Regions from separate parts of the Mus musculus genome. Here region 2 is linked to region 1. Evidence: chromatin loops called from intact Hi-C (ENCODE). Cell type or tissue: left cerebral cortex. All regions are shown on one strand. Links, peaks and the distances in the headings refer to the core of each region. The heading gives the core; the rest is flanking DNA. Region 1 overlaps Gm32611 (a long non-coding RNA gene). Region 2 holds the start of Gm40244 (a long non-coding RNA gene).

Region 1 (12,484 bases), core at 2,174-10,173:
GTGACTTGGTAAATACGGAGCAGACAATGAAAAGACCTGTTAATTTCGCTCTTGAATTCACATTTTGGGAAATGTTTATAAACTGAGAATTCTAATTCCTTTCCTTGCTCACGCTTCTCCTCAGATGGCTATATTGCAACGGAATGATAGCCCCTGTGAAAAATATCACTTAGTTTTTTACAGCAGTGGCCTGACTCTACGAATAGCAGGGACTCACTCTTAACCAGTCCAGGAGTTTGCACCCGTGTAGTTTAAAGGCCCTGAAGGAGATTCAGCCGAGGTCTCCTCATTTGCGTTGAATGGAAGCAGCGTCCAGATGGACATCCTCTTCCAAATCCTGGGATCTCTTTGGCTAGGCCAGTTAAAGAGTCTGGGCTTCATTTCTGACTGTCTGTAGTCAGATGCATTCCGGGTAGGACTTTTAGGTATGAACAGGAGCTCACACTAAGAACAGGATAGAGGGCAGTATTGAGTTCTCCCAGTGAAGACAGAAATGAACCCTTTCTTCATTTTAGGCTTAGACTGGATTGAACTAGCTTGGGTCATGCAGATTGTAATCCCTGGGTCTGTTTGGTTTAGGTCTGGGTAAAGCCCAGCATAACAGCTGTCACCGTGGTAACAGAAATGCTGTGGGTACTTAGAGGCTATGATGGTGCCCAGTCACGGGTGCTGTTGGACCATGGGCTTTAAGTGCACAGACCTGGGTGTGTGCTCAGCTGGCTGATCACACTGTGCATCTCTGGGGAGCCTCATAGGCAGTCCTTCCCCTCCACCACTGCTCCAGGCTGTCATTTGCCTGTTTACTTAGTTGCTTGCTTCTGCTTGCTGATATCTACCCAACCCCCCACTGCTGCCTCGAAGCCTGGCATGTCCAGGCACAGCAAAGAGCTCCAAACAGCTGAGGAGACAAGACAGAAAGCAGCGGAGCAAAATTTATGGGAAAAATTATCGTCATTTGCCAGAGATGTAATCTTATTACTAGGAAATCCAATAAAATTGGCTAAAACACTTAATTATGGCAGATAAGAGAGCTTAGTGAGATGTCACACCCAAAATAATAAAGGTTTAAAGCTTTGGATAAACAATAGCTGCAATCAGTTTACAAATACTGTAGGTTGTTAATTTATTTTTACCCTAATTAATTTAAATATTATATTTTTATTTTTTAAAAAAAGATTTATTATTTATTTCATGTATGTGGGTACATTGTTGTTGTCTTCAGACACACCAGAAGAGGGCATCAGATCCCATTGCAGATGGTTGTGAGACACCATGTGGTTGTTGGGAATTGAACTCAGGACCTTAGGAAGAGCAGTCAGTGCACTTAACCACTGAGCCACCTCTTCAGCCCCTAGTTTTATTCTTAAACTGTGTGTCCATGTGTACGTCTCTGTGTGCGTGTGAGTGTGGGATCCTCTGGAGCTGGAGTTACAAGCAGCTTGAGACATTTGGTGTGGATGCTGGGAACTGAACTCAGGTCCTTAGCAGGAGCTGCACATGTTCTTTTTTTTTTTTTTTTTTTTTTGGTTTTTCGAGACAGGGTTTCTCTGTATAGTCTTGGCTGTCCTGGAACTCACTTTGTAGACCAGGCTGGCCTCGAACTCAGAAATCCGCCAGTCTCTGCCTCCCAAGTGCTGGGACTAAAGGCGTGTGCCACCACGCCCGGCGCTGCACATGTTCTTAACGGCTGAAACATCCCTCTTAGAGCCCTATTTATTCATTTATTTATTTGTGAGTGTGGGTATGGCTTTGGTTTTTTGTTTTGTTTTGTTTTGTTTTATTTTGTTTTTGTCTTTTTCGAGACAGGGTTTCTCTGTGTAGCCCTGGCTTGTCCTGGAACTCACTCTGTAGACCAGGCTGGCCTCGAACTCAGAAATCTGCCTGCCTCTGCCTCCCAAGTGCTGGGATTAAAGGCGTGCACCACTACGCCTAGCGTGGGTATGGCTTTGAATGTGCCACGATGCACATAACCCACAACTTAAGGGAATCAGCTCTCTCCTTCTACCATGTAGGTCCCAAGAATTGAACTCAGGTCACCAGGACATCTTCCCGTCCCAAATACAGTTGCCAGAGAAAGTTTTCTTTTTTCCCCTCTCTCCTCCTCTGTTGTCTTCTTTTGGGCAGACTTTTGCTATGTAGCTCACACTGGCCTCAAACGCATGGTAACCCTCCTACCTCACTTCCTATGTGCTGGGATTATAGCTATGCACTGTAACATCTGGCTTCATTTAATTTAAAAAATTTTTGTCAGTCAGAGACAGGGTTTCACTGTGTAGCCTGTCTGTCCTGGAACTCACTCTGTAGACCAGGCTGGCCTTGAACTCAGAGATCTGCTTGTCTGCCTCCTGAGTCCTGGGACTAAAGGTGTATGCCTCCACCTGTCTTAATTTCAAAAAAAAATTTTTTTTTAAAGAATTCATTTGTGTTTGTGGGTATTTGTGTCGTTTGCCTGTGTGTATTCACATGTGTGCGCAGTTGCCCTTGGAGGCCAGAAGTGACATCAGAGTCCTTGGAGTCCATCCACATTGACTGTGGCTGTCATACCATCTATCAGAGGCGTTTCCTAACCATCACTAGTCATTAAATACCACCAGACCTGATGCTCTTCCTGTGCTTGTGAGCGCAGCTGCTCTGGGTACCTTTCATGATGGAATCATGCGATGGTTGTCCTTATGTACCTGGTGCTTTCATTTAGCCTTCAAGATTCACCCGTGTTGTACTTGAGTGGGAGCCAACTTCCTTTTGAATCCATGCTGTCCCCCACCGCATGGAAACAGTTCTATGTTCACCCAGGCATTTGCTGACGGATGCCTTTGGCTTCCACCTCCTGGCGATCATGGCTCACCCCGCTAAAGTATATTGCTGCACAAAAGGATCAGTTTGAAACTGCCTGCAATTCTTTTGGGTCTGCCTGCAAGGAGAGTTGCTGGACCACGTGGCCTTGACAGTGCCTGGTGTTGCTGGTGAAGATTGGTCCTGTGCAGTTCAATGGACATCCTGGTCATGGCTCGGCTGGTGTTTCTGAGGTTCCTTCCTCAGAGGGTGAAGGAAGAGTCTCAGGAGTGTCTGGACCTGGTGGCTTCTGCCTGGGCTGAGGGAGATAGTGTGGCAGACGCTTTTAAAGACATAGCTTCACTTTGGAGAGTGTGCGGGTGTCCCTGGCTCGGCCCTTCTGCGCATGTCCATTTGGACTTGGCAGAAGCTTGGGCTGTCCAGGCTGTTGGTTTTGAAGGTGGTAGGTATGGGGCTGGGGACAGCAGAGGGAGAGGGGAGAGGCATGTTTGGGTCATCCGGGGCTAACTGGGGCCCATCCTGTCTCTTTCACTCTCAGAGGAGGCAGTGGTGAGGGTAGGTGTTAATGAGAGCAATTGCTTCAGTCATTTCTTCAGTTTGGAGAGTCACAGCTGGCCTGTGGGGCATTGGGCAATGCACAGATAGTCTGGTCTCCAGTCAAGCTGATGTTGAACTCCGGGACCCGGTGGTGATAATTCACCTACATGGGTTGGAAGGAGTTCGCTCATGTTCCTGGAACTCTGGCTCCTGTCGAAGTTACCCCCAACAGCCCCCACAAGAGAAGCATGGTTAGAAGTCACGTAGGCAATGTTTCAAGCTTCTGACCCTCAGGGAATACGAATCATGGTGTTCAGGAAGAGCCGGCTGCACTGTCACTGTGAGCTTGGGCCAGCAACAGCCTGAAAAGGCAGAGAAGCAAGAAGTCACCCCCCCATTCCACCCCTTCTGCCCTCTCCCCTGCTTCCTGCTTCTTCTCTCTGCCGGACTCAGTGTGCGCCTGTGTGTGGCTTGAGAAAGGGTCAAGACGCCTCATGTGGCTAGTAAGTGCAGGCATGCAGGCAGAGCACACTGTGAAGTGGCTGTCCCAGCTGATACCAACCATGATCACAAGGTACTGAGCTAGCTGCCGTGGTCCAGGGCCCAACCATGTTTTTTGGAGACATGAGAGCTGAACTGTGCAAAACACAGAGAACCAAACACAGTTACTCCCCACCTTACACCTCACACTCAATACATAAAACCCACAGATGTGAACTCATCTCTGAAGGACCTACTAAGGCTAGACATATGCCTGACTGCTGGGTATTGTGAGACAAAACCTTTCCCGGGGAACACAGCATACACATCTACTCACCCCAGATAGGGAGCCCATGAGACACCAAAGTACAGACACCATCAAAGTCCAACTTGGTGCACCAATAAACTTTATTGGGGTTACTTACAGGAATGTGGGTGAGAGGTTACTCACAGGAACAGAAATAACGAAAAGACAGCTGATTCACCAAAGCTCAGCCCAGTGTGGGTGACAGCTAACAAAGCTGGGGACCCAGAGCACACTGCACAGCCTACAGGCAGCTCGGTAGGTTAGACAGTTTCCTTTCCAGGTGGATCAGTTGATACATGCCTCTTCCAGGCAGCTGGTCTGGTCTGTCCTTTGTTACAGCTTGGCTTGTGTGTGAGTGGGAATCTATAGTTTCTTACTCAGGCTGGGAGGGAGGGGCCTAGTGAATCTGATAAGTTTCAGGGTCTTCCTGAAGCTATTTTGAGTTGTGTACCTTCTGGCTTAAGGAGCTTCCCTGCAGGTAGGAATGTTTCAGTCTCGGGTGGAAATTGTTCTACAACACTGGGCATTGTGCCTTTGCCCTTTTGGAGCTGTGGGCTGCAGGCCTGGGTCTGAATGAAAGAAATACTTACAGATCGCCCCTGGAGTGCCTCTGCTCCATAGCTGGCACAGTAGCTGGAGAGACAGAGGCCTGCTCTAAGGAGGAACTGTCCAAGCATAGTTAGAGCAACTTTCTGTGGTAGAGCTTGCTTCTTGCACTCCAGACTTGAATGACTGGTGAGGCTGACACACCAGGCATGGGGCAAAAAGCTGACTCACCCCAAGAAGAAATCTTACCTCTTCTAAGCCCTTTGCCCTACTAGGGTGAGCTCAGACAGAAGGGACCTGAACAGTGTGGCCATATCACACGTGGTGACTCTCTCATCTGCTGTGAATGGTAAAGAGGGCCTTGTTTCAGGTAGGCTGGAGCTTAGACCTCAGGGGTTCTTCAGGGTCTGAGTCTAAGGTGGGACAAATGAATAAGGGGAGTCGGGTGGGGGCAGGGTCCCTGGAGATAGCATTGTCTGCTCCTGGGTGATGTGAATGGGAGAAGGCACTGGTCATAGGCCAGGTGCTACTTTACAGTGTACCACACGGGTTAATTCATTTAAGCGCTCAAACACTGTGGAAGCAAGAACGTTAGCACCACACCATAAGGGGGAAGGAAGGATATAGGTGCCCGAGTGGTTGGCATGGATCGTCCGTGGTAAAGGCTACTCCCCAACAGATGGCCTTGAGTGTCTGCACCATTGCAGGATCGTTGAGTCTCCCTGGCAGTTTCCCTAGCCTGGATGTCCTTGAGGACAGTGATGGACCTGTCTCGGCCTTCTGTCCCCAGAAACTGATGCAGGCCCAGTGCCAGGAAGTTGATTAGAGACTGGAGGGAAGGGAGATGGGGAGAGGGGAAGGGAAGCTGATGGAGCGAGGCTTTCTCCGGCATCCAGGGGGCGGGGCTTACGCAGACCTCCACCAGCATCCAGGGCTTCCTGCCCCGTGCCTGTACCCACCCCAGCCTTCTGGGATCCCATCTGTACCGGTCACCCATGGGTGCTCCCCTGTCTCCTGAAGCTCAGCCGTCCCCTTGTCCAAATCCATTTTTCCACCAGACAAACGAGGTCTGGGCCCGCCTTCCCATTCCATCCGACAGGCTGGCTGTCAGCTGCCGTGGCAGCTGCTCTTGTCAGAAAAATTAAGAAGGAAGCAAGAGACGACACAGCCCCTGAGCTGCCAGCCGGGCAGAGACTCCAGGCCGATTTCTGCTGGGAAGGGATTGGGGAGCCAGCCTGGGCCAGTGGGGACATAGATCTCCAATGGTTCTCCTCCCCTAAGAAGGAAGGGTGGTTAAAAGTATGGTTTCCTGAGCCAACCCTCGGGTTGAGTCTCAGCTCTGAGTTGACCCCGCTGTGTGTTTCTTTGGGTCTCACTGAACCTCTCTGGGCCTTGGTTTTCTAGATTCTAAAACAAAATAAGGATAATTAGGTACAAATGAAGGGATTTATTACTAGTGAAATGCTCGGAACAAAATGTGTACCTGGCATCTAGCGTGATGAGTGCCCCTGGCAGTTTACGGAGGATCCCCTTGCCCCAGGGCTTGAGTATGAGCGAGAAGCTCTGCCTTGGCTCACACAGAGCCAGAGTGGTAGGGAGCCACTGGAGAAGGCTTCCTGTATTCTACAGGCCCCTGCGGACCCCAGGCCTGTTCCCTTTGCCCTGGGGACTTCCAGTGTGACAGGGGAGACTTAGTATAGGGACTGGGTACATCAGGAAGGGAAGGCATGAGGAGGATGGTGGCTGGTGGAGAGGACTTTCTGGAAGGCTGGGGAGACCACAATTGGCTGAAGGGTGCAGAGGTGTGAAGTCCCCCCTACCTTTGTTTAAAAAGGGTGTGTTTGTTTGTTTGTTTTTGTTATTTTGTTTTGTTTTGTTTTTTTGACAGGCTTTCTCTGTATAGCCTGGCTAGAACTCACTCTATAGACCAGGCTGGCCTTGAACACCGAGATCCACCTGCCTCTGCTTCCCAAGTGCTGGGATTAAAGGCATGCACCACCACTGCCCAGCTTAAGTTTTGTTTTGCAAGGCAGGATCTCACTCTATAGCCTTGGCTGTCTTGGAACTCATTATGTAGAACAGGCTGGCCTCAAATTCACAGAGGTCTGCCTGCCCCTGCTCCTGAGTAGGCCACTAGGCTGGGCCTAGACCTTTGTTTTGAAGACAGTTTTTTTTTTTTTAGGTGACTTGGAACTCACTATGAAGTCCTTGTTGGCCCCTTAACTCCTGGATTCTCTGTTCCTCTCCTAAGTGCTGGGGTTACAGGCAGGAGCTCTAGTGCCCAGCTGGTCTCTTCAAAAAAAAAAAAAACCAAAAAACAAAAAACATCTCCCTATGTTACCCAAGTTGGCCTCACAATTCCTGGGCTCAAGTAATCCTCCTGTCTCAGCTCCTGAGTAGCTGGGCATGCCACCAAAGCCCTACTAAGGCCTTCCCTAAGGGACTGTAGCACCCAGCTTGCAGGTCACGCAGCAGCTGAGCGCTGCAGGCTCCGTCCAGAAGGGGGCAGCCGCGGCGCGTGGATGTGTGTCAGCTTTGCTGAGCTCCTACCTAGGGAAGAGTCTAGGCAGGAGAGCTCAGACGCCGGTGTTCAGGTTTTCAGACTGGAGCGCCACCGTCACATCTCAGGAACAGTCCCGCTAGAGCGCAAGGACGCCCACAAGAGCAGGGGCCTTTAGTCATTCTCAGTCCTGGGACCATGTTAAAATCACTCCCGCAGTGCTAAAAATCTCCAGAGCCTGTGCCTTCCTCAGATTGCTGTCAATTAGTCTCTGGGGGCGGGGCCCAGGAACCGCAATTACAAAAAAATCTCCTCTGACATACTTAGCAGATCTGGTCGCCAGGATCTGAGATTGAATAAACACAGTCCTGGCTACCTTTTTCTTCCTGAGAGGGAAGTCCCGGATGGGGGGGACAGTCCTGGGAGTTCCTTTGGTTAGGGTTGGTTTCAAGGGTGAGAGGTGACAAAATTGACAGTGGACAAAGGTGCTTGCTCCCACCCTCGGAGGGGGAAGTTCTCAGAGGGCAGGTAGGTAGAATACATGCGTTCTTGAGCATGTGTGCACAGGCATGCTTTGAGAGTTCAGGGTGACTACGTGCCTGCACACACATTTCTCTGGCCAGTACAGGTGCTACATATGCATGCTGGTATAGGAGAGTTATTCATACTCAAGAGCTGCTAAACAACTCCTGTACAAATACGGGTGTGTGCGCACGTGCGCGCGTGCACACACACACACACACACACACACACACACAGAGAGAGAGAGAGAGAGAGAGAGAGAGCTGTGCTTTTTCCCTGGCTCACACGACCCACAGTGTGTGGCTACCTCAGGGGTGGAAACCTGCATGCCCCGTTTCCATGGGTCTTTTCAAGCCTCTGCAGGCGTGAAGCTTTGCTGTTTGAAGGTCTTTTTCCTTTCTTCTCCCGACCAGCCTGATCGATACGCCTCCCTGGTGCAGCCTCCCCACAGACCACACACACAGACTGGATCTGTGCGGACAGAGTCAAGTGTGGGCTTAGAAAAACCCACAACCCTTGGGGCCGGATTCTTTCAGCCAGGCTCCAGGTTGGCAGCTGGCCTTGCTAGTAGCAACCTCCTCATAGCGGATGCAGCTGGCACTGGGCACTGGATACCCACCCAGCAGGTCAGGCCCACCATGTTGAAAAGGATATGGGAGGTCCTAACGCTGGATGGGGACAGAGAACTCCTGGACAGACCAGTTCTGTTGGTGAAAATGGTGTGTGTGCTTACTGGTTGGTTGTTTTATTTGATTCTCTTTGAGACGAGAGTTCAGACCCGATGAAGAGTGAGCCATCTTTATTGTCACCGTGGTGGGAAGTGGAATCACATAGGAGACACACTTTTGGGTGTGTCTGGAAGGGTGTTCACTGAGCAGGGAAGGTCCTCCCTGAATGTGTGTGTGTGTGTGTGTAGTTGGGCTGGAGACATGGCCCATTGGTTAAGAAAGCACACTGTTCTTGTAGACAACCTGGGTTTCTTTTCTAGCACCCACACGGAACAGCCCATAACAGCCTGTACTCCTAGCTTCGGGGAGCCCACTACCATTTTTTTTTTTTTCTGGCCCATGAGACCATATGCACATGGTCCAGCCATCACACGGTCACATAGTTACAGAGAAGGCAATCTGGGCCGCACAAATCTCTTTGCATCATGATTTTGAATATCATGTGACCAGCCACTTCATGGCCTAGCCACCATAATGGGACATGACCCCTTACAGTATGCAAGGATAACCCCTGCGTCCTGTAAGTTGCTGCTGGTGAGGTGTGTTAGTCTAGCAAGGAGAAACATAACTAACACAGCTTTGACCTTCATTTAGAATGGAGGTAGCTTACACAGCCATGTCCACAGACAGCATGTCCACAGACAGCATGTCCACAGACAGGACCCTGTTGGGCATGGTCTGGGTTGAGGATGTTGGTTCTTTCTGTGAGAGAAGCCAATGTGCCTTTCTGTGAGGCACGTGCAGACCCCACACCCTGGACATGTGGCTTGGGATGGGACCTCAGCACCAGGCCACATGGGGGAGGGTCTGAGCTCACCTGTCCATAAGCTTTGAGGCAGGCCGCTTTATAGGGGTGAGGGTGAGGGTGCACTGAGTCTGTGTAACGCATTATCTGATGTTTGTTGTGTTGTATGGTGGTGCAGGAAATGTGGCTTGGCGTGGGGGCATGTGCTGGACTGAACATGTGGCACCTGGGTGTTGGGTGGTTTTAGATGAATTTGGGTGAGAAACGCTTCTTTTGGAGGGGGGGAGGTGCATTCATGTGTGTGCTGGGCTAATGGGAATGTCAGTGTAGGTGAGTCAGGTGCTCCATTGTTTTCTGTCACGTGGTGAATCAGGTACATCCCACTGTGCGCATGCGGGCAGCCTGCTGGGTAGGGCACTCCTAAGGCTGGCTCAAGGCTTCAGCATTACAATCAAGTTTTTGCATTCAAGGGTAGCCCTCTCCAAGGCTCCAGCCAGTCTCAGGCTGCGTGGATGGGGTGAGCTGGGCTCGGTCCTGATGCTGTTTTAACTATACTGTCCCCGGGGGATGAGAGGAGAGGCTAGCAGGGCTCTGCCTGTGAGCTTGTCCTGGAAGTAAGAAGGAAGGTTGGTTGGTGGCTCCTAAGAGAGCTTCATCGGGAGTCTCCTGGCCTGTGACAGGCCTGTCTTGTGATCTCTGTCCAGGTGTACTGCGAAGATCAGCTCAGCACTTGAGGCCAACTGCCTTCCATGTCAAGGGACATCGCTTCTTTTGACCCCAAGGCTAGGCTGCCTCTTTCCTGTGCCTCTGGCTGTTGGCCCTTGTCATCTAGCCGGGCCAGCCTTCTACTTACTTCCAGCCTCCTCTGAGGCAATGACTAGCTAGTGCATGTGTACCCACCACACTGTAGTTCCTTCAGGTGTCACAGGGGAGCTCCCGGGAGCGCTTGACTCAACTGCTTTATGACCTACCTGGGTAGATTCTCAGGGCTCACTCACACTGATGAAGGTCAACAGTGGGGGAGGGGAACATGTTCTCTGTGTGATGCTGAGGCTGCTGGCCGGAGTCTCTCTTGACAGACAGGAAAGGGTGCCTGCAAGCGACGCAGCTTTGAGGTTCACCCTTGACATTAGGTTGGGTGTCATGGCAGGAGGAATAACATTGCAAGAAAAGAGATGAGTTCTCTTTTTAAAAAAAGCTTTCCTGTCCCCAGGGTTTCACTCTGTCACTCAGGCTGGCCTTGGGGTTGTCTTTACTTAGGGGTAACAGGCATGTACCCATATGTCCAGTTTAAGGAGGATCTTTATGGTCTCCAGGTCCTAGGAGAGATGGAAACCCCATGCAGAGGGCACTGCTACTTTGCCCTCTGACAGGGCCTGTGTGGTTCCCAACCTTGCTTAGTATGCTGATAAGGGATCTTTGGGACTTAGAATGCAGGTGTCCTGTAGTGTGCATGTTGAACTGTGGGCATATGAGCACAGCTTCTTACATGTTTGGTGTGTGTGTGTGTGGTATGTGTGTGCACACACACGCACATGTGCCCATGTGTGATACTGGGATGGACTGCAGGGCCTCACACACAGGTTGCTTTGTCAGCTCTCTGAACCCCGGCACAGTGGGTGTGTGTGTAGTGGGAAGAAGTCAGTCAGTAAAGCCATAGTTGAGGTCGGAATCTGACCATCACCCTCTTGATGCCTCTGGATCCTAGCGGCCAGGCTCTACAGGTTCCACCTGTTCCATTGTGGAACTGTGGTCCCCATACATCCTGGGAGCAGGCGTCCCTTGGCATCTGTCTTAGGGAGAAGAGACCCAGGCGTGAGCAAGACAGGGACTTGCTCATTGTCTTAGGGTGACTGGAGGCAGAAAGCCTGACACTTGAGCTTTAGCTCAGGCACTGGGTGCTGGCTCGGGGAGACAGAGTCCTTGGGGACAGTGAGAGGCTGGGGGCCCCTGAGTTCTTGGAAGACAGTAAGAGCATAGTAAGTGTTAGCATCACACAAGGGAGCTGCAGCAGCAGCAGCAGCATTTTTCTAGGAGGCGTCCGAACAGAATGCCACACTAGGGTTTCTACCCCGCCTTTGATCATTCAGTTCCCAGATAAAAGACACACAACTTTTATTACTTACAATAAGCCTTAAACAGTACAAGAGCTGGGCAGGTATCTACCCTCTATGCTCTTAGAATCTACGTTTCTATAGACAACCCTGAGTTATTACTCACCGTGTTTCATCTGGGCTGCTCTTAACCCCAATTGCCCGGCCTTCAGGGCCAGGTTTTCATGAACTCACCTAAGTCATGGTGGCTTATCTCTCCTTCCTCTTCTCATGGTTCTCCCCTCCTCACAACAAACCCATGCCTGGGGTTTGCCCATTGCCCTAAACCCTGCCCATGTCTCTTCTACCCAGCTAATAGCTGTTGGCATCTTTATTTACCAATCAGAAATAACTTTGGGAGCAAGGTCACATAGTGTCACTTGGGTCTACGTGAGGAGTCTCGAGTCTCTGGAGCAACCAGGTCTTGGAGGTCCACACTTAGCATTACAATACACAGCAAAAGACTAAACTTCAACAGCATAAGTGTCAACAGCACTCAAGGGAACCGCCCATCTAGGAAGAGTCAGAATAGAATGCTAATTGTCGAAGTTGATATGGAGGCTCCCCAAGAACTAAATATTGAACTACTGTGTGACCCAGCTATACCTCCTCTGGGTATGTATGTTCCTAAAGGCCTCTAAGTTCGAGACACGTCAGTGTCAGGAAGGAAAACATATTGTGTTGATTGCAGAAAACTTCACAATAGCCAGGACCCAGAAGCACCCTCAATGCCTATCAACAAATGAGACAAAGGAAATGCCCACACACTCATGCATACACACGCATCTTCTTTGTTGTAAAGAAATCGTAATTATGTAGTATTCAGGGAAGTGGAACCAGATAATACCGTGTTAAGTGAAACGAGCCAGGTTCAGAAAGACAGACATTGTATGTTTTCTCTTGCATGGGGGATCTAGATAAATACAGATACAAATCTGTATGTGGAAATCAAAGTAGAGAGTTGACTATAAACGGGGAGGGAAGGGTCTGAGCCAGGATTGGAGAGGGGAATGAGATAAGGAAGTGGGGAAGAAAGACCAAATATGTTTTTTTCTCATTTGAAGAATCTGGATTTAACTAGACACACATATGCTGGAAAGCAGAAGGTCGACTCTGGGAAAGGAAGGTTGTAGAGAGGATCTCTGCATTGTGTAAAAGCATTCACCTGTCAATAAAAAAGTTTATGGCCTGGGCTGGAGAGATGATGGCTCAGCACACTGGCTGTTCTTCCAC
Region 2 (12,484 bases), core at 2,208-10,207, 60 kb after region 1:
GGCTCCAAGTCCTTGACTGTAACATCTGATGCTCATTACAACATAGGCAGCTGGCTTTGCTCTGAGGATGCTGACCAGGTAGCCTGGGGAGGTGGCAGCTGATGCCAATGGAGGACACATGTTGGAAGTACAGGGCATTGCCACCAGCCCACCCCTACCCAGTGAGACCTGGTCCTGTTCTCAGTCCTGGTCTCTGCTTCTTTCTGGAGCGTGTGCAGATCCTGGGCACTGGTGGGAGGGACTCTGCTCTGACTCTTCTGGCTCCTTGGGCTTCAGTTTCCTCTGCTTGGGCTAGTGTTGTCCACCTGATGGAGAAAGTTCTAGAACCTGACTATTCTAGACCGTGTCAACCTACGGATAGAAAAGCAGCCACCCATCATCAGCTTTTGATTGTAAGAGCTGCTTTTGGGGGTCGTCCTCTCCCCAGTCTTTTTTTTTTTTTTTTTTTTGGCTCTAAAGGCTGCTCAGGGGAGCGAGGGGAGGCTCTCAGATCCTTGCTTTTGCAACAACTGCATCCTTCGTGGAGAATTCTCTGCTCACTAAATGAAGGTGGCCCCCTGGTCACTGCAGCCGCTCTCCTTAGTGAATCGCCTTAGTGAATAGTTTCCTCGGCCCCTGATAGAGACAGCTGGCCCAATACTTTCACTGTCTCTCCTGTCTTTCCTGCAGGGGTTCAGAGCTGAGATGCTCAGCAGGCCCATGTCTCCTTCCTCTTTGGGTCCTGTTGGCTATGAGGCATCTTAGCAGCCCCAGGAGTGCCCAGTGTTTTACACAGACCGGGATATCACCAGCCTCTGCATTTGTTTTCTGTCAGACTGTTCATGTCAATCAAAACTAACTAATATCAATGTGTATGTATGGCATAGCCAGCATGGGGGAAAATTGCCCTTTTCTTTAGGAAAACAAAAACAAACCCACAAAACAGCCCACTTTTCTGCTCTCAGCTCTTCTTGCAGATTCTCCAGCCTTCAGGAAGGGGTGCCTTGAATTATTCAGCCCGCAGCTCGCCTCTCTGGAGAACAGAGCCTGGCGGCCACTTTAATCACTGGATAGGTTTCGAGTCAGTTATAATCAAGCCAAGTCCACGTGGGAAGGCACTGCTGCGGCTGGAAAACAAGATCAAAAGCGGGCAGAGAGGGAGATCAGATTGGCGGGGAGGAAGGGCTGGTTTCTACCCAGCCTGTCCTTGGGGGTGACTCTGCTTTTAGCAAGGAGCGTCACAGCATCATTTTCTGACCTTTGCTAATGTCCCTGTGAAGGCAGAGGCAGAGCAAGGATGGAACTTGTGTCTAGTCGGGGTTGGGGAAAGTGACGGCCTTTTAAGACTGTGGAGTGGGGCTGAGGAGACATGCAGATGGTATGTCCCTGCCATGCAAGAATAAGGAACTGAGTTCACAGCCCCAGTGCCCATGGAAAAAGCCAGGTATAATAGCGTGTGCCTGCAATCCCAGGTGTAATAGCATGTGCCTGTAATCCCAGGTGTAATAGCATGTGCCTGTAATCCCAGGTGTAATAGCATGTGCCTGTAATCCCAGGTGTAATAGTGTGTGCCTGTAATCCCAGGTGTAATAGTGTGTGCCTGTAATCCCAGGTGTAATAGCGTGTGCCTGTAATCCCAGGTGTAATAGCGTGTGCCTGTAATCCCAGGTGTAATAGTGTGTGCCTGTAATCCCAGGTGTAGTGGTTTGTGCCTGTAATCCCAGGTGTAATAGCGTGTGCCTGTAATCCCAGGTGTAATAATGTATGCCTGGAATCCCAGGTGTAATAGTGTGTGCCTGTAATCCCAGGTGTAATAGCGTGTGCCTGTAATCCCAGGTGTAATAGTGTGTGCCTGTAATCCCAGGTGTAATAGCGTGTGCCTGTAATCCCAGGTATAATAGTGTGTGCCTGTAATCCCAGGCTGGGGGTAGAGATAGGTGGATCCCTAGAGTGATGGCCAGTCAGCTAGCCAAATCTGTTACCAGGTTATCAAGAGACTCTGTCTAAAAAATAAGGTGGAGGGAGACAGAGGAAGACATTCACATCAACTCTTGTCCCCATATACATATAACACACACACACACAGAGCACATATACCACTCATGCATACAAACACACACTCATACACATACATACACAAACATAAACACATACATATACACATACACACACATCATACACATACAGATACACACCACACACACACACACACACACACACACACACACGAGTGATGGAGAAAGGAATGGTGTTGTGTCTTGGGGGCTTGTTCTATCTAGAGTTTACCTGGGATAGGATATATCCAGGCAAGTGCTGGGCCTATACAGGGTATGGAGAGATAGTTGTAGGGGACCAGGAGAGGAGGCCAGAGTGGAAAAGGAGCCAGAAGAGAGCAATGTGGAGTTTGCTCCTACTTGGTCTCAGGAGAGGGTGATTTGGGGTCCTCATTAATTGTGGGAGTGAATTGTAGGAGAGTGGAGATGGGAAGGTATGCAAGAAGCAGCAAGGAGGGGGTGTTTGGAGAACTCACGCCAAGGTTCAAGAGGCTCCAGATTGTACACTGTTGTTGGACAGTGCAGCACAAAGGGCTGGGACTGTGCCCAGCTTATTAAGGGTGATAGAGCAGAAGATGTGTGGAGGGCCCATGCTGTTGGTTCCATTGATGGAGAGATGATGACAGACAGTTCTCCACCAGCAACTGCAGGGGCACCATTGAGACAGGAAAAGACAGTGTAGAGGTTCCTTTATCTTGTATTCTTGCTGAGTCCATTTTAAATTTAACTAGCATTTTATCTCCTTGATGGGAAGGTCCATGGAAAATTACTTGACTGTATTCTAGGAACCTGAGGTCAAGATGACTCAGCTAACTTAGCTCAGCTTCTGTTAAACTGCTTGCTTGCACAAAACCTCTCTGTGTGGCTTTTGAGCGAGATACCAGGATGCGTTTTTTGATCTTTAAAAGCCTTTTCTCTACACCCTTTAGACTTGGGTCCTAAATACCTGAGTGTGGTCTCAGATGGCTGGAATAAGGATTTTCAGTTGGCTGTAGATTGTGTCTTGAGTGTTCATTTGGCTCCCATATTGCTGGAGGGTATCAGATGCCACCACACTCCAGGAGTGTGGCTTGTTTCTGCTGACGCACTATGTGGCCAGCAGGGCCTTAGTGATAGATCTCCAGACAGGAGCAGATGTCAGGGTGGTAGTTGAGAGGGTGGTTAGGATGCAGGAAGGGCTTTAAATGGCAAGTGGTTAGAAAGCTTATACAAAGACACAATTAACAGAAAACTTCTTAATCCTAGAGGGCAATATAAAAAAGTCAAAAGTCAGGCTGGGCACGGTGGTGTACCCCTTTAGTGAGATCCTGTATCAAAACTTAACAAAATAACAAAATTACTCAAGTGTAAGTGAAAGTGATACAGTGTGGTTGCAACTTTTAAAGACACACATGCACACGCAAACACACACACACACACACACACACACTCCTGAAATAATTGTGCTAAATGCTAATAATGATCATGTCAGGGTGGTGAGATTATGAGGTGGTGATGGTGGTAGATTGTGCAAAGATTGCTTTTAATGTGTATTCATGCTTTAGCTAGAGAAAATAATATTTTTTAATGTGTGTGGGGGGGGGGAGGGGGAGAGGGGGAGGAGGAGTGGGGGGCTTGGCAGTTGGAGGAGAACTTGCCATATTCTCCCTTCTGCCATGGGCTTCAGAAGTCAAACTCAAGTTAATCCATCTTGGCCATAAAAAACTGTACTGGCTGAACCATCTTGCTGGCCCCAAAATCATCATTTTAAAAGTCTTCTGCGAAAGGGCTTCTTTTCTCAGTGATATCCCCAGAGGCTGTGAAAAGATCATTTTATCTTTTTTATCCTATAAGTCTTCCGGGAACTGCAATGTATGGTAGAGGTGAGAGACATAGCAACAGATATAGATGTAGAAACAGGAAGATGTGTCTGTCACAGTAACAAGAGAGGCGAGATTACCGAACAATGTCAGACTGTGCGCGCTGTGATGTCTTGGAAAGTAGAGACAAGGGGGAAAAGCAGGGAGGGAAGAAAAGAAAAGGAGATAGAGAGGAAGGCTGATCTTGAAGTCACCTAATAGCCCAGGCTGGCCTCAGCTCTTGGCGGGTTTCCCTCCCCTCTCTGGGATCCTGGGAGGGTGCCACCTCAGCATGGAGGCAATTGGCTCCGTTTGCATTTGTGTGTGGTGTGGCTCGTTTGTGGTGTAACTTGCTGGAGACTGAGGTGAGACCCTTTTCAAATCTGTGTACCTTGTTGTTTCTGGAAATTGCATTCCGAGGCACAAGTATCTATTTGCATAACATCAGGCGGGCCTTTTTTTTTTTTTGTCCTGGAAGTGTGTATCTCAGGCTTCAGAGTGCAGCTTGCTTTTAAAAGTGATCTTTTAAACCTTGTTTACAGTGACAGCCAGCACTAGGCAATTGTTAGGTCGCAACCCGGAGAACAATTACCAGATCCCTGTAAATTTCTTGGCCTCCTTTTTTGCCAATTCCGGCAGATGACCTCTATAAACATCCCAAACGAGCAATGATTGAGGTCAGAGAGGGCTAATGCGATTTCCCCAGACGACACTTTGTTGTTTAAAATAAAGTAACTAAGAGAGAGTGTGCTTAATAGGAAAGTCTTTCTAACAACTTGAATTTAAAGAGCTTTTTCTCTTTTCAGAAGGATAATTGTGGGAAAATCCTCAGGATTTTTTTTTTTTTTTTTAGACTAGATTAATAGAAGCCTGGCTTTCTGTCTGCCGGCTGCGAACTAATTTATTTAATCATTTCTGTGTTATTGGACAGTTCAATTATACGTTTCCCCAGGTATAAATAACAGAGCACCTCCAGGAGCTTGCTGGCACTTTACAGACTCTTCCCTAGGGATAACCTACGGTCAGATTGTGTCTCCTTCTGGTCCACCATAGGTGATGTAAGGACAAGGGTTGTCATAAAGGTGGCCTGACATAAAATTGTAGTTTTGCTTGACACATTATGACACTTTTTTTTTTTTTAATTGTGGTGGTGGTGGTGGGAGGGGGGCTGGGTGAACACTGCCAAGGATGACATGTCACGATGTGATAAGGTTTAACATTCCTGGAAAAATCTGGATAGATCCTGTTAAACTCTCCTTCAGAGACGGGTGTGCCAACTTCCAACCCATTGTGAGTGGTGGTGAACTGTTACAGTAAACTGGGGTGTGTCTCTGAAATCATGGGGAAATGCTTCTCTGGAACTCATAGATTAGAGCTTTGTGTGGAGTCGCCAGAGCTCACCTGGCCCAACCAACTTCCCAGAGGCCTTGCATACCTCCCGAGATGGACAGCTCCCTACCCAAATAGCTAAAAACTGGAAGGTTTGAGGTCAAGACCCATCCCCACAAGACAACTGCTTCCCCCCTCAGCATTGGCTGCGGCATCAAGCTCTGCCTCTCATTTAGCACAGGCAGGTGATCCTTTACAGCTAGACTGAGCATCCTGTTCCCGCCCCCCGCCTCCCGGGGGAGGGTGTGATTGTAGAGTGTGGGCACCTGCTCTGGGCCTGAAGAGCCGTCCTCTGTGTCTCCAGCTTGCCAGTGAGTCCTGCTGGCTATTGGCAGCTGGGTTCATCCTTCTCTTGTGTCTGCCAGACCCATGTAGAAGGAAGACAGCAGGGGAAGGATGATAAAGGGTGGTCAGTCACCAGGTCATATGCTGCTCTTCTCTGTCTCTAAGCCTAGCCTCATTTCTACTCTGGTCTCCTCATCGAGCATGGTGGACGGGGGAAGGGGGAACTGGGACAAGTATGCAAGCTACCAGTAGGATATGTTCTTCATCAGTGGCCTTCTGGGCACCTTCCCTCTCCCCGCGTTGACTATGGAGTTTGTAGTTCCTGGACAGTTCCCCCAGTATCTGTGTTGGACACTGTAGCTTAGCTGTTGAGCACAGGTGATGTTATTTCCTGCCCTGTTCTGGGGCTGACTAAGGCAGACGCAGGACGTCTGATTGGCCAATGAGTGGGCTCTCTGAGGGTCAGGTGTTCTCTCCTTGACCAATCAGCTGTTGACTGAGGTCATACAGTACAGCTGTATGATCCCACTCAGTGGGGTTTGTGAGCATCAATAATGATGGGCGTGTGAGTTAGTTACTTGTCTCTTTGCTAGAATAAAATGCCAGACAAGAAGCTACTGAAGAGAAGAAGTGTCTATTTTGGCTTACAGGTTCAGGATACAGTCATGGCAACGAGAGCTGGAGGAGGAGCTGGTCTCATCGCATCCTTAGTCGGGAAGCAGAGAGATCTGTACGTTGACAAGCTCACGTTCTTATTCAGTCCAGCTCCCCAGCCCATGGAACGGTGATGCTCACCTCAGGGTGGGTCTTCTCATCTTAATTAATGTAATTTAGAAACTCACATTCATGCTCAGAGATTTGTCTACTAGATGATTCCAGATCCTGTCAAGTTGGCAATGTTAACTGCATCACAGTGTCTTAAAATGTTTTCTTTTCTTTTATGTGTGTTTTTGTTTTGTCTTGTTTTGTTTGTTTGTTTTACATGAATGCGTGTGGGTACCAGGCAGGCACATAGTGCCTGGAGAGGTCAGAGGAGGGTGTTGGATCCCCTGTAACAGGAATTACAGATGCTTGTGTGCCACCATGTTGGTGCTTGGGAATTGAACTCAGTGCCTTTGGAAAAACAGACAGTGCTCTTAACCACTGACCCGTCTCTCCAGCTCCCACCACGGTGTCTTTAAATAAAGGAATAAATACCAAGTAGTGAAGGTGAGATGGCTCCCCAGAGAGCATGCCTGGGTCCTGTTTCTGTCGGTGGGAGATTTATAGGGCTGAGAATCCAACTTTGGGAAGGATCAGGAGGAAACCCTCTTCGGCATGGTGGGGCCATGGAGGAGAGATCTTGGGGAGTCTTGGCATCTTTCAGGCCTGCCCAGGTGCTTTCTGTTAGTCTTGTGCCGAAGCCCGTATGTAGAGCGTCTCTACCTGCAGCTTGGTTGAGGCATGAGAACCATGGATGCCCATAGACGTGCCTGAGAGGGAAGCACTGGCCTCTAGGTGGAGCCTGGGATGGCGGTAACCTCCCGGGACAGTGGCTCAGCACCCAAGCCCCACCCACCTCCTCCTGCTGTCTTCTGCAGGAGCAGAGATGCCTGGAAGAGCGCCCTCTGCTTGCTTATCCCTTACTCCCCACTTACTCCTGTAGGGGCAGAGGCAGGGGAGGCCTTAGGAGGCTGGACAGGATCTGCAGGTTGGCTGACAGAAAAGTCCCAGACATCTGGGACTTTGATTCTTCCAGGCTTGCTTCTTTTGTTTGATTCACTTGGCTACCGGAACCTTCCCTACCTTCTGAGGGAAGGGTGTGATGAGTGGGTGCTCAGAGAAACAGGGACATGGATTCAGCTCTCAGATTTTCCAGTTGCTGTGCGGTTTCAGGCAAGTGCCATTTCCCTAACCCCCATCCCTAACACCCTGAGCTTCAGGCTTTTATCTGGACATTGAGGTGTTAGAGTGACTGAATTCATCAGCATATCTCTGGCTCTTCAGGGGCGAACCTCACCTAACCACTGCTGGTGTCTAGCCACTGCTTCCTGACTCTGACCCGTGTCATCTCACCACAGCACATCACTGTTCACTGACCGACTGTTTCCAGGGAGGAATCGAGAGCTCAGAGATGTTAGATGACAAATCCACAGACACAGAGCCAGGAAAGATCAGGGCTTGTCTCCTTCCAGAGTTTCCGTGGACCCTTCTCTTAGGAAAGAGATGGCAGCTGGGGTGGGGCGGGGAGGCAGTGCTCACTCTGGAAGACAGATGGCTTTCCAGCTGCTTGTAGGGTCTGGGTGCTGTTCTAGCCACCAAGCATGGAATGGAGCTAGCACATCTGATAATACACCATAGGCGTGGGTCATCTCACACCACTGCCAGGTGATGGACAGCCCTGGGCCTGACAGGTCTTTTAAGTACCAGAACTGGATTGGGGCCCATTGCCCTTAGAAGGAGGCCCAGCCTGCAGAACTGCAGTCAGATGTCTTCCTAGCAGCTCTCTTCCAAATGCCTCCGACATACCCAATGGCCCCTTCATACACATACACCCCCCGCTCCCCAACACACACACACCCCGCTCACAGCCGGAGAGGTTTGCTCAAATTAAGAATTTGATCCATTCCTTCAGTCCCTCTCCAGGGGTTCCAGAGAGCAGAGGAAAGGATGCCCTGTCTAATGTGCAGGTGCAGCTCTGCATTTGGAAGGAGATCTTGACAAGCTTCAGGAAAAAAAAACCATCCCCAGATGACCCTCGGTTCTTGGAGAGAAATACTAACTTGTGTAAACGCCTATCACCCCCAGAAGCCCAAAGCCTGCCTACTTGAGGGTCAATGACAAGAGGAAGGGTACATGTATGGATGGAAGTGCATACATGCACATGCATGCATGTGTGCACACACCCCTGTGTGTGCTGGTGTTCTGGGTGACCTTGGAGTCTCCTTCACAAGGACAGCCTGATAGCTCTTCCAGGCTCTGGGGTCTGTCCCCTGTCTTGCCAGGGCAAACCTTGTAGGCTCTTGTAGAAGAGAGGGATGGTGGAGAGGGAAGGGAGGGACAGTTTCGCCTGGCTTTGAAGTGAATGTCCATCAGTACTGGCCACATAGAAAAACGATTTCTTCTTTTGACAAATGAGGTTTAGAATTTTAGACTGCATTTCAATCTGTTTGCTGTAATGGGTTTTATACAGCACATATGTGGAGGTCAGACGACGCTTGTGGGAGTTGGTTCTCTTTCTAGCATGTGGGTCTTGGGGCTCAAACTCAGGGAGGGCAGCAGGCTTCCAGTGCCTTTCCCTGCTGAGTCATCTCTCTTCCTCCTCTTCCCTTCTTTTACTCCTCCTCCTCCTCCTCCTTTTGAGACAGAGCCTCATGTAGCCCAGGCTGGCCTCACTCTGTAGCTGAGGATGACCAAGACTCCTGAGTTCTGGGCTCACAGGTATGCACCCCCGTATCCATGTATCTCATTTTGTCATGGCTCTCCGTCTTCTTCCTGCAGGGAGTTTGCCTTGACTGAGGGACAACGGCTTTTCTACATTTATTTCCAGATTTCTTCCATTTGTAGAACAATAAATAATTTACAAATATTTCTCTTACATTTTATTAGACAGACACTGATTGAGTACAGTTTTTGCCTTGGAGAGTGCGAAGCCTGGGCTGGGGATGTAGCCCAGTGGTTAGAGCTCTTGCCTAGCATGTACGATGCTCTGGGTTTGGTCTTCAGCACTGTAAAGAGAAGAAAGAAATCAGTTCACAGTTTAGTGAACAACAAATAAAGAAAGAAAGAAAGAAAGAAACAGCATGGCAATCACTGGAATAAACACTCGTACCCAGTGTTTTGAGAACACAGTGACCAGCATTTCCCAGGGTAGCTTGAGGAAATGCATGGAGCAGTGGGCATTAAAGATGTAGGAGCCTGTCCAATGTGGGAGGATATGGCACGAGCAGAGCAGCATTCAGCAAAACCAGACCAGAGCAAGCAGAGTCCTGGGAGAGGGGAAATAGACTGCCGTAAAGCTGAGGGGAAGTAGACTGCCATAAAGCTGGAGCTCCGGCCCCTCACGAGGGGACACAGATGCCGTGCTCAGGAGTCTGAATGCCATCATACAGGTGACAGGACCTTGAGGGTTTTTCTCTGGAAGAGGGACATGGCAGATTGGCGGGGCTTGTGTTTATTTGTGCACATACCATGTTCTAATGCCTCCCACATTGCATTCATCTGTCTCCCTGGCATGGACCAGCTTTGACAGAGCTGTGGACTGGATAGAGAATCAGATCCCTGCTCTGCCTGCGGCTGGCCACTGTGTGCTGAAGATGTGGTGTGGTTATGGACACATGGATTCTGGAGGCCAGAAAGTGTCCTAGTATAAAAGACAGGCACAGGCATGTCCCTCTCCAGAGGTCCAGGCTTCATGTGGTCCCTCACAGTCAAGCCCAGATGGGTGCCTGCTGCTTCATTGCTTGGTTCCTTATGGATATAATGGCATGCCCAAACGGTGGCTCTTGGCCTGGCATCTGGAGCAGCCTTGATGGGAGTGAGCACCGTGCCTCTTCTTGTGGTTTTGAGAAGGCTGGAGAGGAACTGGGAAGATGGCTCAATGGGTAAGAGTCCATGCAGTGCAAGCGTGAAGTCCTGTGTTCAAATCCCCAACACCCATGTAAAAAGTCAGCTGTCATCACACACAGCTCTAGCCCTGGTGCTGTAGGAGGCAGAGACCGTAGGAGCATAAGGGCTTGTTGCCTGCTAGCCTCACTCCAGGGTCAGCAAGAGACTTTGTCTCAAGAAAATAAGGTAGAGAGAGAGACCCTCTTCTAGCTTCTGAACACACACATGTATATATACCAGATGCACCTCTCTTTTTCTCTCCCTCTCCCTCCCTACTTCACTTGTGCAGAAATCCTCCCATGACAAATAGGGCCCTTTCCCTTTCTTGTGAACTCCATCGATTTCCCCTCTGTCAAAATCCCTCAGGCATTGCCAGTTGCCTAATGGTCACCTAAGAGCCACAGGGGGGGGGGGGGAGTGTCCTGTTTGCCCGTGCTCTCAGCCATGTCACTAGCTCACTGGCCACAGAAGCAGGATTCTGTGTGTAGCAGTGTGAGCTGGTTCCCTTGAGGTCCTCCCTACACCAGGCTCCATGCTGAGTGCTTCCCTTTGAGATCTGGTTCACAAGGAGGCCACTGAGATCCTGAGGCTGGGGAGTTGCTTGGAGCAGCATCAGCAATGGGAAAATGGTGCTTGCTTTGCACAAAGGCAACATGTCCCCAAGAGTCACACCAAGAACTACAACCTCCACTGTGGGTTCCCATTTGGGGGGTCTTAAAGAGCTGTTTGCAGATGGCCCCACACTAGCCACTGGAGGAGCAGTGTTTCTGCATGAGGCTTCCTCTGAGGATGCGGGGTTAGGGGTGGCGGGTTCCCATCGGGGGTAGGGGACAGCTGTGTGCTTGCCTGCCTCTCTATCAACACAGGGATGAGTATGGGATGGGAAGGCAGCCGAGAGATCTGACCCCTAACCACAGGAGGGTTGGCTTGGAACCTGGAAGTGTGACAGTGGTCAGATGCTAGTGGAGGTTGAGCTGGAGGCAGAATACAAGGCTAAGAGCCTGAGATGACAATCAGGGGTCTAGCCTGAGCCACAGACATCTCATCAGGGCTGGGAGGGGACACTAGTGTTCCTTCCTTGTCGCCAGTGGAGCAACCCCCCTGCTTCCATGCACACAGGCTAGGGGCACACTTGTCTTCCTCTTCCGATTTAGTTTTCCTTTCCCTTCCTTCTTCTCTTCTTCCTTTTCTTTCATATGGAAATAGGGCTATTGTTTTTCTGAATGTAGAAACTCATGCTGTTTGTAAAAAGAAATCAGGCCATACAATCGTTTAAAAACAAGATTAAATAGTCTGAGACTGTGCAGAAAAGCACCCCAGGACCATTGGTGGAAGCCCTCAGACCTTTTGTGGATGCAGAAGGGACTCAGATTTGAAGCTTGACTCTCACCCAGGCACCTCCTGCCTGCAGCAATCCCTCTTCTTCATCCCTCCCTCCTCGGTCTGTGATCCACTCTGTATTGACTTCTTTGGGCTGTACTGGTGTCTATTGTTAATTTAGTTTCCACTAATACAGTTTCTTCTCTGAAGCCCAGATGTGCATCTTCAGGCCCTGGGTACAGCCACTTCAATGCATCCCTGCCTCTCGGCCCCACTTCTGGACAGAGAATCCAAGTTCTAGATGGATGCAGAGACTCAGCACCCTCTGAATGTGCTAGGTCCCCTGCGCAGGGGGTCTGTGCCTTGCTGTGGGATCCTGAGGGGCACTGCTTATGCAGGTAGCAGTGCTGGGATCGGGACAATGGGCAGAGCTTGTCTGATGACTGGACACTGCAGCTGAAACAACTCCCTAATCCCGAGAGGAGACAGCTGACTTTCATCTACCCATCTAATCTGAATCTGTGTCTACCTTGTGTGCCAGGCCAGCTGATCCCAACCAGCTTTTCAAGGTCTAGGGTAGGAAGAAGATGCCGCCCTCCAGGAAACCCTTTGATTATGAATGTGGAAAGTGGCCAGGGAGAAGAAACTGAAGGCCCCACCCAAGCCCCAAAGAGTTGTGGGAGGGGTCAGAGCCAAGGCCCAGCCCTTGCATGGAGACAGTGAAGGACAGAATATAAGGAGCTACTGAGCTAGAGTCTGACTTTGGGGACTTGAAGGCAGACAGAAGGGTGTTGGAGAGAAGGGAAGATGGTTGGCTGTCTAACAATAGAGGCTCCAGAGCTGGGGTTCCCAACCATCCTAATCCTGCAACCCTTTAATACAGTTCCTCATGTCGAGGTGACCCCCAACCAGAAAATTATTTTCATTGATATTTCATAACTAATTTTGCTACTGTTATGAATCATAATGCAAATACCCATGAAAGGGTCATTCAACCCCCAAAGGGGTCCCAACACACAGGTTGAGAGCCAT

The links. Peaks named below come from ENCODE experiments on the same cell type or tissue, not always from the same donor. Only the 100,000 strongest peaks of a DNase experiment are listed, where the experiment ranks them.
Region 2: a loop joins it to region 1, with 2.1 times the contacts of the local background. A loop is called at or near these places in 5 of 42 quality-filtered maps.

The regions. Positions count from the first base shown.
Region 1 is chr4:125,153,343-125,165,826 of GRCm38, forward strand. The region is part of intron 2 of Gm32611 (a long non-coding RNA gene); the gene reads left to right. All of the region lies in intron 2 of Gm40245 (a long non-coding RNA gene), which reads left to right. Among named protein-coding and RNA genes, the nearest start is that of Gm40245, 9.5 kb to the left of the region's middle. In left cerebral cortex, for the core only: a CTCF peak has its summit at 7,156 (motif pointing right); a DNase peak (open chromatin) is centred at 7,178; H3K4me3 peaks cover 202 bases.
Region 2 is chr4:125,213,407-125,225,890 of GRCm38, forward strand. All of the region lies in intron 4 of Gm32611 (a long non-coding RNA gene), which reads left to right. Gm40244 (a long non-coding RNA gene) reads left to right here and starts at 5,038. Exons shown (of 2, transcript XR_868132.1): 1 at 5,038-5,161; 2 at 6,196-6,486. In left cerebral cortex, for the core only: a CTCF peak has its summit at 7,070 (motif pointing right); DNase peaks (open chromatin) are centred at 6,180, 7,138, 7,320 and 7,767.